Linked DNA regions of Mus musculus: region 2 is linked to region 1. Evidence: chromatin contacts called from ENCODE Hi-C or POLR2A ChIA-PET data. All regions are on one chromosome and are shown on one strand. The core of a region is the stretch at or near the end of the contact, and the rest is flanking DNA. Distances in the headings are between cores, read along the strand shown.

What was found. Hi-C counts contacts between places; a loop is a spot of excess contacts on that map. ChIA-PET counts read pairs that join two places held with the same protein, here RNA polymerase II (POLR2A).
Region 2: a map of left cerebral cortex shows a loop between it and region 1 (2.8-fold over the local background). The contact joins the enhancer-like site here to the promoter of Zhx2 in region 1. A Hi-C loop is called at or near these places in 6 of 37 maps with a recorded cell type or tissue (gastrocnemius, heart, left cerebral cortex and 1 more). POLR2A ChIA-PET finds 5 or more read pairs at or near these places in 1 of 5 experiments (Patski).

The regions. Positions count from the first base shown.
Region 1 is chr15:57,692,173-57,698,764 of GRCm38, reverse strand. It overlaps Zhx2 (zinc fingers and homeoboxes 2), which reads right to left and starts at 4,098. Exons shown (of 4, transcript NM_199449.2): 1 at 3,761-4,098.
Region 2 is chr15:57,802,244-57,808,835 of GRCm38, reverse strand. The region is part of intron 2 of Zhx2 (zinc fingers and homeoboxes 2); the gene reads right to left. Among named protein-coding and RNA genes, the nearest start is that of Derl1, 87 kb to the left of the region's middle. Within about 2 kb of position 2,431, at least 1 of the 3 ENCODE cell types and tissues checked has a DNase peak (open chromatin) inside an H3K27ac peak, as active enhancers do; it is gastrocnemius, where a contact is called at or near this core.

The DNA of each region.
Region 1 (6,592 bases), core at 2,849-5,348:
AGCTAAGCAGGTTCGCCGGTATGAGGTCCATTGCTTCAGCCTTTCTCTTACCTTCCTTAAAATATGTGACAGTCCCTACTCAGAAGCTTGCCATGGCTCCTGGCACTACAGAGTAAATCTAACCACCTGTACAGTGAAATCTGACCTCAGCACATCTTTTCCCGCATCCCTTTCTCCGCTTCCTAGGCTGCAGACAGCTTCCAGCCCCTCCCCCCACAGCTCTTTTCCACTTCCTATCTGAGACTTCAGACATCCTACCTGCTAAATCAACAGCTACTCACCCCCTTTCTGCCCTGTAAGCCAAACTCCATTATGTTCACAGCAGTAATGTGCCTGACTAAGAACACTTGACCAATCTCTCCCTGGTCCACTTGGGTCACCACACAGCATAGCTCTGGTGGAGGCCTGGAGACAGTACCTCTCTTAAACCTCAGGCCTAAGACCCACATGCTAAGGGAGACACAAGAAAAAGGACACCGTTTGGGTTCCCAAGGATACAGCTGAGGCAGCATTCCTCCCCCCCACCCCAACAAAAAAATGTCATGTGACCTTCGGAATTTCTGTTGCTCACAGCTGAATCAATGCTATCCTATGCAACTTCACCCAGGCATTGTTTTTTCTCATTCACCGGTCAGTTTAGATGCTATCCCCTCCAGGAGAGTCCCCGTGAGGCCCTCTGAGCAAGCAGCACAATCACACCCTCCCTGAGCATCCACAATGGCTGCTTTCCTCAATTATAGCACTTACTTAATTCTGCTTGATTGGGCCTAATGAGCTCTCCTACTGTCTGTTCAAACTCCTAGAGGGTAGGGGGTCTTTATCCCACCAGCATCTCCATTAGCGTGGAGCCAAGCTTTGTGCCCAGCCCAGGGGCTCTGGTCTCCGAAGCATCCCCACAATGTCTGGTGCACTGCACCGTGTCAGCAGTGGGAGCACCCATGCTGCGGGTGCTGACAGGAGACTCATGAGCTGTTTGCTCTAGGACAAGTGAGTTGACCTCTCTGGGTGTCTGCTTCTTCATCTATAGAGAACGGTAGCCTCTATATCTCCTGGTTGTCATGAAGACAAAATAGTCTAATAATAAGCACTTAGGATAGTGTCTGGCATAGAAAAGTGTTTAATGACTGTGGGCTCTTGTTAGTATCCGGAACATTATAGTTGTTGAATGAACAAATGCATCAAATGCTTACTCGCCAAATAATGAAGAAACAAATGAAATCCAGATGAGTCTCTGAGTGGAGACCCAGGGCAGTAGCTATTGCACTCAGTTCTGCCTGCACTTGACCCTGTAGTTGGTCATTGTAAAGACCCCCTTGGATCAGAGATGGATGCCATGGCGTCAACACAGACTCTCTACATTGTGCCCTGTGGGTTGGCCAAGCTGTCTTTACTTCTAGGAGCCTTCTGTTTCCTCCACCAGAATCTAAAGACAATACTAATAGTTGGTTTGTGGGGTAATGGTGAAGATTGCATGATAAAGCATGCTAACCATCCAGCAAGCTTAGATACTGTAACAGCAGTACTCTGAACACTTACCAAACAGCAACATGATCTCCCCTCCCTCCCCCAGGGTTGTTAAAGGCACAGTGTTCTCAAAACCACCAAGGCCTGATGCACCAGGACGTGATCAACACTGGACAAATCAAGTTCCTCTGTTTTCAACCTGGGAATCCAACGTTTGCAGTGTATTTGCTTTTTATTTTTCCACCCCGCTCTTTAAATGATGTGTCACTGATTTATTCCAAAACTTCGGCCTTCTGAATTTTCTCCTTAGCTGACATCAAACCCTGCTAGAAAGTAAGATACAAGTTCATAGTATAGTGATGGAGTCGAGATTTTTTTTTTTAAACAGTAACAATATTCCACACACCACAGGCCTGATTATTGTCAGGGAGACATTTTTTTTTAAAATCTTATTCTTAGATTTCCCCCCTGGCTTTAAAAGAACAAGTGTAAACAGCTTTATGTAACTTTCACTTTAAACTTAAACCTTTATGTTGGTCCCACGGAACCACTTGCCGGCCCCATTAGTCTATTTTTACTATCAAACAGGTCATTTAACAAGATATTTATTCCTCTTGGCCGTCATCCAAATGCGTTTTGACATTACTGCCCTGGGTCTGAACCGCTTAAACTGGAGGCTCTTAGAAACAGAAAATCACCTTTTGACTTAAGTCTCCAGGAGCGCTCAGCCTCTCTTCACTTCCATGGCATTAAATTCTGCTCTACTCTTAGAGCAGCCAAAAAACCGAGAGAGTATGTTTTAAGAGAATTGTTGTGGGAAGTCCAAGAGCTTAGAGGGTCACAGAGAGGCATTCCAGTCTCCTATATCCTGCTTCAACAGGGAGCTGGCCTGAAAATTGAGGAGCTGTTCACTTCCAGAAAGAAAGAGATCTTCAGAGAGCAGCAAATGGAGAACGCTGGGCTTTAAAGGACAGTGATGCCTGGGGCCCCAGCTGAGCCTTGACTCTGAAGAGGGAGGGGTGTTTCCTCCTCCTCCCCGCCCCCAACAAAAGGCCTTCGCGGAACAGTGGAACACAGAGACCCCACTAGCTTTGAAGCCAATCAATCAGGTGGAAGTCTGGGCAAATCACGACTTGGCTGCCGCGACAGGTCTCCTCCACCCACCCCGTTGGATAAGCTCTCCTCATCCTCCTCCACCACCTTCAGAGCACAGTACAGCTAGGGGGCCAAAGGGACGTTCCTGTGATGCTCCTGTTTTCCAACTTTCCGAGCTTGTTGGTCTCCTGCAAAGCTGCTAGGGAAAGGGCAAGTTTGCAAAGCTCAGGATCCCAAGTCCTGGGGGAAGCCACAAAGACGCTCCAACGCCAGCCAGCAATGCTTAACCTCTTGTGGGGCAGACTGGAAAACGCCACGGCCACTTAGGCGGGAGACCCGGGTTCCGGCTGGTCCCGGCAGGCCAGGGACAGCAGGGCCCCCGGGGTCCGCGCGTCCCCCGCATCCCCCTCCCCGCGCACCTGAGCGGGGCGTGGGCACAGCGCCGCACTCAGGCCCTGCCCGCAGGTCCCTCGCCCGCCGCCCGCGCCGCGCTGCGCGCCGGCCGCCTGCAGCCACCGGGAGCGACGCGAGGAGAGGCAGCCTCAACACGGCGTCATGCTTCCTGCCACCACATTACGGCGAATCGTCACCAGGAGAGGGGAGCAGAGGGGAGAGCGGGGGAGGGAGGGGTGCAGCCACACGCAGCCCCCAGGCTTCCAAAAAGCGCCGAGACGGGGCCACGTCCCGGTGGAGTCCCCGCGGGACCTGCCCGGTTTGCACAAAGCGCCGCAGTTTGGCCAAGAAGGCAGGAAGCCGGCCACAAAATAAATAAATAAAAAACAGAGTCGAGTCTACGTAACGCCCTGTCGAAAGCGGACGCCATATTTTTTTGTGGCTTATGTCGACATAGGGAAACGTAGACATGTTTTTCCTCCTCCTCCTCGGTCTGGCTTCCATTTATCCAAACTTGTAATCAAAACTATTTCATAAAAAAAAAAAAAATCTCCGTACTCCTCTCCCCGAAACCGCGGATTTCCTCCCACCCTCAAAAAAAAAAAAAAAAAAAGAAGAAAAAAAAAGCCTGAACACCCCCCTCCCGCGCACCCCCATTCCTAACCCGGCCAAGTCCCATTAACAACACATTTTCGGGAGCGGCGGCGGCGGTGGGAAAGTTGGGCTGGAGTGGCGGGCGCCCGGCGTGTCGGGCTCCGGGCTGGCGGTGCCCGCTGCGGGTGCTCCGCGCCGGGGCGAAGTTTCTTACCTGCGCCGGGGCTGCGAACGCGGGGACCCGGGCTGGGAACGCGGAGACGAGGCACGGGCGTTCCAAAATGGAACTCTGCTGGCTCCCCCCACCCACTCCCCACTCCCCACCCGGCGCCCGACTCGGGCTCCGTGGGAAAGAGGTGGTGGTGGGGGAAAGCCAGCCTGGCAGACAGACAGACAGACAGATAGACAGAAAAAAGCCCCGGTACGGAGAACGGTTGATCGAATTTTTTAAAAGAAAAAAAAAAAGAAAAGAAAAAGAAAAAAAAAAGAAAAGAAAAAAGAAAAAAAGGGGGAAAATGCCTCGATCAGTGGGGAATCTACGCCAAAACCCACATGATCTGTAACGTCAGCATGCGTATTTGCATACGATACCACCACCGGAGCTGCCACCCGGGCTCGGGTTCCGCAGAAAGTTACAAAGTGAAATTCAGGCCCCCCCGCAGACTTCGGCAAAATGTCATTTTTAGGAGGGAGTTGCTGGTGGGGGGAGGCTGCCCCTAAAGGCTCAGATGAGTGGTCATCCCGGGTGTTGGGGGGGGGGGAGTGCTTAAAAGTCTGAGTCCAGTAACGGACTCATTGGAATTTTTGCGGGAAGAGGTGGGGGAGGCGCAAGCGAGATCATTGACTATTGAGCACGACCCGGCGCGCTGCCGCGGCCAAACCCTCTCGGTGCAATACCCATTTTCTTTATGAAAAGTTCAAGGTGTCACTGATGAGCTCAACAAACTGTTGATCCTCACCACGTGGAGTGGCGGACCGTGAGACCGCAGGGCGCTAGGGCTTGCCCGGCGCCAGCAACACCCCAGACTCCAGGTCCTTCTGCAGTGCGTGGGGGCAGAACGCGGGTGGGGTCGTCACGCGCCCTGGGCTCTGCTTGAGTTTCGCCCGCCTTCTGGCAAAAGAAAATAACAACATACTTTAAAACTTTTTTCTTTCTTTTTTTTTTTTTTTTAAATCGAGATGCGTTTTACTCCCGGAATAGTAATGAGAGGGCTTGGGAATAGGGCGGGGAAGAAGGCGCCCCACTTACATAACCACTTGAAGTTAGATCACTTTTGCTGGGGATTTCCGCTTGCGCCTGAGCTCAGTCTGGTTAAAGATCTTCAAACTTTTTCCCTCCAAACCCATAAACAAACAAAGACACCCGGGGAGCTGACTCAAACTTGTGTGGCCCGAATTCACAGCGATTCTCAGCTTCGGGAAAATGCACACGCCTGCAGCGCGCACACTGGAGTCCCCCAGAAGCGAGACGGGTCATTTTCGGAGCTGGGACAGCCGCGTTCCCGGCGAGAGGGGTCTCCAAACGAGCCCTCCATCTGCGTGCGTGCGTGTGTGTGTGTGTGTGTGTGTGTGTGTGTGTGTGTGTGTGTGTGGTGTCTGCCCTTTGCAGCCCTGGGAACCGTGAACTAGAGACCCGGCTGCTGTGCTCCGGCGATCACGCAAGGTTAAAATTCTCTAAGGGAGCATCCGAGGGAAGATGACGGACCTAGCAACCTGTCAGCGTTGTGCATTCTTGCTCTCAGAGACCCTTTCCCCCTTCGCAGATTCTGGGGGCGTTTGGGAATTTGTTGGGTGTGAGCGCTCTTGGAGCCCACCGTAGGGGGTGGAGGCTAACTCTGGGACCCAGATTTGACACTAGGAGTTACTGGAGAAAACAGAGGGCTTGGGACTTGAAGACTGCGGAATTGCCTCCCATCCTGCGGATTAGCAGGCGCATCGCATTCCGGCTTCCCAGCCAGCTCTGCTCCGGGGAATTAGAACGAACTCTAGCGGCCGCTTGCGACTCCGCTCGGGGCGCCAGGACAGCAACAGGTGGCTGTGTACTGCGGGGTGGCCAATGGCGATGACTTAGTCTAGAGGAAGACTGGTTTTGGGGGCTGATGGATGGTCACGGCTCTAGGGAGCCTCTGCTGGCATTTTTCTTTCGTATTAGGTTTTTTTTTTTTCTATTTAAGATTAAATCAGCGCGCATGCTAAATTTCTTACTTGCCTTCCAGCTTTAGTTGGGTTATTGCTAACTGAGGGTGGAGGGGTTGCCTCTCTCTTCTCCCTGCCCCCCACTCGTCTTTGTCCGTCTGTCTTTTTCTTCCTAGATAGGTTTAAAAGCCCAGAAAACCGGATTCTGACTGTGGACTGGCTTTAGTGCTTCCTTTCTTACGAGAGACAAAATCCGACGGGGTTCTTAGGAGGATTCCATTCAGATCTTTGTTGGTGACTATAATCCGGATCGTGCCCTGACTTTCTCAGACTCATCTGATACCTATGATCTGAGAGTCTTGTCAACTTTTATCCAACACCAGTATTTGGGGATCTTTAACTGAGTTTGGTGATTTTTTTTGTCAACTCTACACAATCTAGGGTCACCTGGGAAGAGGCAACCTCAATTGAAGAATTCCCTACACAAAATTGGCCTGTGGTGCATATCTATGGGGCATTTTCTTGGTTGATGTGTGAGCAGGAGCAGTCTACTCCGGGTCAGGTGGTATAAGAAAGCAAGCTGAGCAAGCTAGCCCTTATGCCTTGTGCTTCAGTTTCTGCTTCCAGGGCGTGTCTTTAGATCCTGCCTTCCCTTCCCTTGATGATGGACTTTAACCTATAAGCCTAATAGACCCTTTAACCTCTCGATTGCTTTTGGTCATAGCGTTTTACCATCTCAACACCAATAGTAACTAAGACACCCTACTTAAGGGTGTGCCAGAATAGTGAAAGGACAAACAGACAAACAATAAACTTGTCACCAGCTCAACACTTCTCGCCATTTATCTTGTTATGCATGCCCTTCCAGGTCATTCCACCAACACCCCCAGCCCTTTAAAATTAGGTATAC
Region 2 (6,592 bases), core at 1,182-3,681, 110 kb before region 1:
CAAATGTCCTTCTGAGAAGGACAGAGGGAGGTACAATTAACAGTGAGTGTGGAGGAGGGGGTAAGAAAGAGGAGAGGAAGGAGAATCGACCATGGGAGCAACTTATATTTTGGGAACACAATTTCCTCCCATGGTTTGAAACTGGTCTTGCAAGCTAAAGAATGCAACCGGGTCCCTAGTAGACAGAAGAGGCAGGAAGGACTCCCCACTGGCCCTCAGAAGCCTCACCTTGACGTGAGTGTAGTGTATCTGACCCTCAACTTCCCACTCCACGCCCACAAGGGTTTTTGAGCCACTACACTTAAGCGGCTATTCTGTGTCCACGGAAATGAGCCCAAAGGTATGCTGAACCCAATAACAGCCTATGATGGTTTTGCAGCCTTGCTCGCCTGAAGAAGCACCTTCTCCAGACTCGAGGAGAGGAGAGGAGAGGAGAGGAGAGGAGAGGGGAGGGGAGGGGAGGGGAGGGGAGGAGGGGAGGGGAGGGGAGGGGAGGGGAGAGGAGGGGAGGGGAGGGGGGAGGGGAGGGGAGGGGAGGGGAGGGGAGGGGAGGGGAGAGGAGAGGCTCCCACCAGCCATGGTGATACCACCATTGCTTCCTCCTATTGAGCAGAGAGCTAGCATTCTCAACCCTGTTTGACCAGAGCCACAGGGTCGAAGTCTGTCACGTTAGCCTCCACATTCTGCCTCAGTAGGGACAGTGGGTGCCTTGCTCTGTCTGCGTTTTAGGGAGACAGTTTTCGCAGAGATGTGCCCTAGCTTGCCCTGTTCCCTCAGTCTCTAAGCTAGCCTCCTGAGTCTTCTCCATCTCTTTTCCCATGCCTGCTGTTCTCCGTGCTGCCTCTTCTCTGGACCTTCTGCCTCATCTGTCTTGGGCTCTGACTTACATATACCCCGTCCTCTCCCGTTCATTGTTTCTCCAGAAAGATCTTTGGGGATTGGAGAGCACACCTGTAATATACCCAGGTATTCAGAAGACACTTCCAGACCTGTGACATCAGAGTCTCGGGTTCAGGAGTGGACTTCTTGGGGATCTTCAAGAGATGCCTACAGAGTGAGGATAGGAGCCCTGGAACCTCCTAGGCTTCAACAAGAAAGCAATGACCGGGTGCATAGCTGGGTGCCCCTGGCTATCGACTCCTGTTAGTCGGAGGCTTGGGGTGGTGGTGGAGGGATTTGCTTGAAGACTTGTTAGAGACAGAACTGCATCTAAGCTGACCATGTCTCAGGACTCTGGAGAGGAACAAATGAGATCCTGGGTGCAGAGGTGATGCTGCCTCCTCCTGCTCACTCCTTCCCTCTTTCTTTTTATTCCTTCTTCAACTCCCATTTTTATGTTACAGTTATTATTATTATTATTTTTTTATTTCCACGGGGCTACTCTGGACAGCCCTGGCTGTCCTGGAACTCACCCTGTTGATCAGGCTGGTCTCAAAGTCACAAAGATTCACCTGCCTTTGCCTCCCAAGGGCTGAGATTAAAGGTGTGTGCCACCGCTACCGTGCCTCAACTGGCTTTTTTTTTTTTTTTTTTTAAATAAGGCAGGGTCTCTTACTTGATTCAGAGCTCATTTTAAATGAGGAGCCTGGAGAATCTGAGGAGTCTAAGCTCACAAATAGGTACATAGGCCAAGGGGCTTTTGGCAGGTGACCTCTGGCAGTTTATTGAAAGACAGAGTTGGACTGACCCAACCAAAAGCAGCTACCAGGTTGGTAAGCAGGGGGTGTCTATGATGGCACCTGGACCAACTATGGGCTAGGTGGGTGATGGCATTACTGGGCTTTGCTGAATGGATGTCTTGGTGAATGGATCAAGCCTGGAGCTGCACTAAGGCCTGGGAGTGAGGGTACATGCATGCATTCTTTCCTATTTGAGCCCCCTCTTGTCCTCTCTATTCCTAAACACACGAGGGTTTTCAGCAACATGCTTGGATTCAGCAGGAAGGAAAAGCCCCCCTTTTATGGTCACCATCATCAGAATTCTTCCCCTGCCTGGCCAGTGTGGATGCATTCTAGGAAGAGATGCTTTGCATTTAAACTTGGAAGAGAACCTCCGGCAGGCAGTCCACTCCTGCATAATTCTTTTTGTATCTCTGAGTGGTTTTGAGAGCCGCTGTTCTCCTACGGAAAATCTCCTATTCCTTTGGGCCCCATGGCCCTCATTCCTCTGTACTAGCAACAATAATGATCCTGACAGAAAGGCGTCCCTCAGGCCTCTGCTGCACCAGAGGTCACAGAGCATATTCACACATATCCATTTGCATAAGGCCCGGGACCCTGCCTGCTGAGCACTGCAGAAAATGCTAGAACCTGTTTCTCCACAAGGCCCCAGAGGGAGGCTGAAGCGGATTTCTGCCATGATCCATCTCAGAGCTTCTTCACACCCGTTCTCTGCTGGTAGCTTTTGCTTTGTAGGAGCAGCCAACTGGAAGGCCGGTGCCTTCCACGTATGTGCACAGGAGACACAGTGCTGAGCCCACCTGCTGAACTGGAGGAGAGACTGAAGGAGGTCCCTGCCTGAGAGAATAAGCAAGAATGGCCAAGGGCCAAGGGCTGAGGACAGCACACACTCAGGGGCGGGGGGGGGGGGGGGGGAGGGGGGCGGGGGGAGGGGAAGAGGGAGGGAAGGGGGAGACAGGTTTTCTGTCATTGGATTGGAGTCACAGAAAGAAGCTAGAAAAGCATTGTGACAGCTAGCTCGTTTGAGGAAAAAAGCAGGTCAGAGACAAAAGGGTATCCAGATTTTCTCATCTGCTCCACAAGGGGAACAAGAAATGAATACTCACAAGATTGCTGTGGGAGTCAAATACTCTGGTTGATTGAGGTAAAGTATGTGATGTAACCTGGCATATAGCAGACATGCCGTCAACTTATTAATAAGACAACAAAGAAGTATGGGATCCTTTGAACAAGCCCTGACTTTATCCTAAGTAAAATCACCGCCCGATTTTCTTGCTCTGTGGGGACCCCAAGCTCTCTGTCACTTAGCATGACAACACAGAATTACTTGGAATATGCCCTCCTTGCTCGGTTATTTATGCACAACCTTCTAGATGGTTCCATATGAGGTCAAGCCATGCTCACGTCTTACTAGATTACAGGGGTAGACTAACATTGCTTCCTTTCATGGTGAGTTAGTCTGTTTTTTTTTTTTTTTAATTTTATTACTAGTATTACTATGACAAAATATCCACGTGCTTTCTAACGAAAAGAGATTTGGGGGTCACAGTTCTGGGGATCCAAGGTCAAGGGAGCCACATTTGGTGACAGCATTTTCCTCCCTCTCTCTCTCTCTCCTTCTTCTTCCCTACCTCCCTGGCTTCCTCTCTGTGTGTTTTGAGACACAGTCTCCAAGAGTTCAAACTTTTGAACTCATGTCACTATGTCACTATCATTGAACTCGTGACCTTCCTGCCTCTACCTCCCAAGTGCTCTGATTACAGGTTTGCATCACCTTGCCCAGCTGTAGTGATGACCTTCTCAGTGGCCAAGTCCTGAAGTGATGCAGAGACTCACAGGAGGTGCATGTACAGCGGTTGAGGCTCTTCTGTTCCCTCCTCTTTTTATAAACCCTCCAGGATCCAATCACGAGGGCTCTACTCTAATGACCTTTCCAATTTAATCACTCTCCAAAGCCCACCTCTAAAGGCCACAGTCAGATTAAGTTCCTGCTCCCCTTAATAACTCACAACAAGGATGTAATTCCAACTCGTGACCTTGTATCTAAATCATACAACATGCTTTCCCACTCTGGCTGTCCTGTGCACCTCTTCTCCAAGTCTCTATATCCCCTGACTCTTTTTTTTCAGAAGTGACAAATGGTGGCTCCTTATTCTCCCTTGAATCTCATTCCAGTCCTTCTCTCAGACCCTTGATCTCTCATGACACAATTCCAGGGCTCTTATTGAACCACACACTGTGTCTCGTGGTCTCTCTGCACACCCCTCCTTACTGCCAGATACTTGTGGTGACGCAACAGCCAGACCTCTAGTCTAGACACTGCAGACAAGGCAGAGAACAAAGGAGACCAAGCTTTCTCTGACAAATCCAGGTTCTCAGAGGCGAGGCTGTCTGACTTGTAGCCACTGTTGCTGAGGAGTTTCCTTAACATATATTGCAACGGCCACTTAGTGTCAGCTTTCTCCTGGTGGACCAGGAGAAAGGAGGGGGGTGGGCGGCAGCTTGTTTTAGAGCTAGCTAGGTTCCAGGAGAAGTAGTGAGGAAACAAGAGCATTATGGAGGTGCTGACCACCTGAGCAGAGGGTGTAAAGGAGAACAGAGAGAGGCAGAAGCTTTGCAAGGGTCCTAGACCTATCCTTAGTGGCCTAACTCTGCCAGCTGTGTCTCCCATCCCAAAGATTCCAAACCTCTCCAAACAGTGCCGCAAACACCAGGGACCACTGTTCAAACGGGTGACTCAATGCAGGCATCTCACATGCGACCCCTAACAGATGCGGAGGAATGACTGAGCCTGAGTGCACATCTGATGGGGCTACCTGGTTGGCCTTGTCTGTGTGATGAAAGACACGATGACCCCCACAGTCCCCAAGGACAGCTCTGTGCAGGCCCCGATGCTACCCGGTCACATGTCATCCCTGAACTTCACAGTCTTTGAAAATAGTTCATGCATACAGAAGCTTAGAAGTATCTGCTAATTTGCACAGAGGGCCAGAACCGAGCAAGGCTGAGCAAGGCTGGGATTTGAACCCAGGCTCTAAGCTGAACTTTCTGAAGCAAGTCATGGGTGTTGAAGTTGAGTTAAACCGATGTGAGAAATGAGAGAGAACAAAAAAAGGAAGATGAATCTGGTTATTTAAAGATATCCCCAAGAGCTAGGAAAGCGGTTTTGTTGGTAGGGTGCTTGCCTAACATGCTGAGTTTAATCCCCACCTCTGTATAAGCCATGAGTGGAGGCTTATGATTGAAAGTCCATCACTCAGGACGGACAGGAAGATCAGAAGTTCAAAGTGATGCTTGACCTCATAGTGAGTTTGAGGGCAACCTGGGCTATGTGAGCCCTGGCTTAAAACAAAATAAAACCAACCAACCAACCCCTCCCCCCTCAAAAAAAAAAAAAAGACACAGGGAATAGGATTCTATTTCTCAAAATGGCCACTGCACGGTCCATTTAGCAAACAGAAAATCTGGAAATCTAACAGCATCCCAGAATTGCGTGGGAGCAATGGGTACCAAAATGTTCCATGAAGACTTTCCCGCAGGACAGGGACATACCCTAACGCCCGCTGACTTTGGACATGGGTACATGTAGTTTTCCACGTTTCTTCCAGTTCAGTAACACTTAAAAAGAAATCCTGTCTGTTCCGTTTTTTTTCCCTTCTTTTCTTCCTCCTTCACCCCCACCTCCCTTTTTTCACCATCTCCCAAGTGATGTTACCATTCTTTCCATAGCAACACACTAGGATACCGGTTCTGCTTTGCTGGGAGAATTCTGAGACCAGGGAGAGGGAGAAGACAATGCCGGTGGCCATGGGGAACGGTTTCCGTAACTCCAATGCCCTCAGCCAATGCAGAAGAGGCATTGGACAATTTTAGGAGAAACAGCTGTTATTACCCCAACTCCCTGCTTCTATTATGAACTGAGCATATGCCTTTTATATCCATGGGGGAAATCTATCTAGACGCCTAACCTATCATGGACTTGTTCTTTCCTGAAGTTCTCCCTCCCTCCCGTCCCCTGTCTTCGAACCCTCTTGAGAGTGTAGGAGGCAGCTCAACTTGTCTCTCTGCCCCTCACCCCAGCTTTCTTGAGATGTAGTTGGCAAATAAATATCATATGTATTTGCAGTGTACACTGTGGTGTTTGGACACAGACAAGATGCTATGAAGCCAATCCCTCCTATGGTTACTGTATTTTTTTTCTCTCTTTTGTGGTGAGAGTACTTACAGTCTGTGGGTCAAGACACCAGGAGAAGGTGGTGGCTGGGGTTTGGGAGGACAGGAGAAAGGAGAACAAACCCCGTGTGCCTGGCTCTGTGGTCGGCTCTCTGAGGCAGTTATCTCCTGCCATCCTCCCGGTCGTCTGAAGGGAGGAGAAGCAATCCTCCTTTATCTCCTTAACAAGAACCCCACCCGTGAGTCCAGAAGGTGCCCGTGTCAGCCATGGCTCCAATAACATGAGCCTGGGGCAGTCACTGTCACGGGGAGCTTGTTATTGTCCACTTGGCTTCCGTGTTGCTCATCCACCGTGGCTGATGGTGGGAGAGCCAGCATCTCCCATCAAAGGTGATGAGCAGTAATCAGATCAAACCTGCCCTTGTTCTTTCCAGCATGACCTCCCGCCTCTCTCTCATATCTATTCTCTGAGAGAGACTGCTGTGGGGAACTGGAGGGCATGCAGTGCGGAGAGAGATGGGCAGTCATTAAAAAGTAATACCTTTGAAGAATATGTAACGGTACGGGGACCTATGCACATAACGCCAAGTGAAAACTGAAGCTGCAGCACGCTGGGACCCCAGTTATGTGACTGAGAGCGAGGCACAGTACAGAGAGAAGAGTCAGTGGGTTCTGGAGGTCGAGGATCAGGGCTGACTGCACGGTGGGCAAGGGTGTATCGGGAGTGGAGTGAGAGAGCC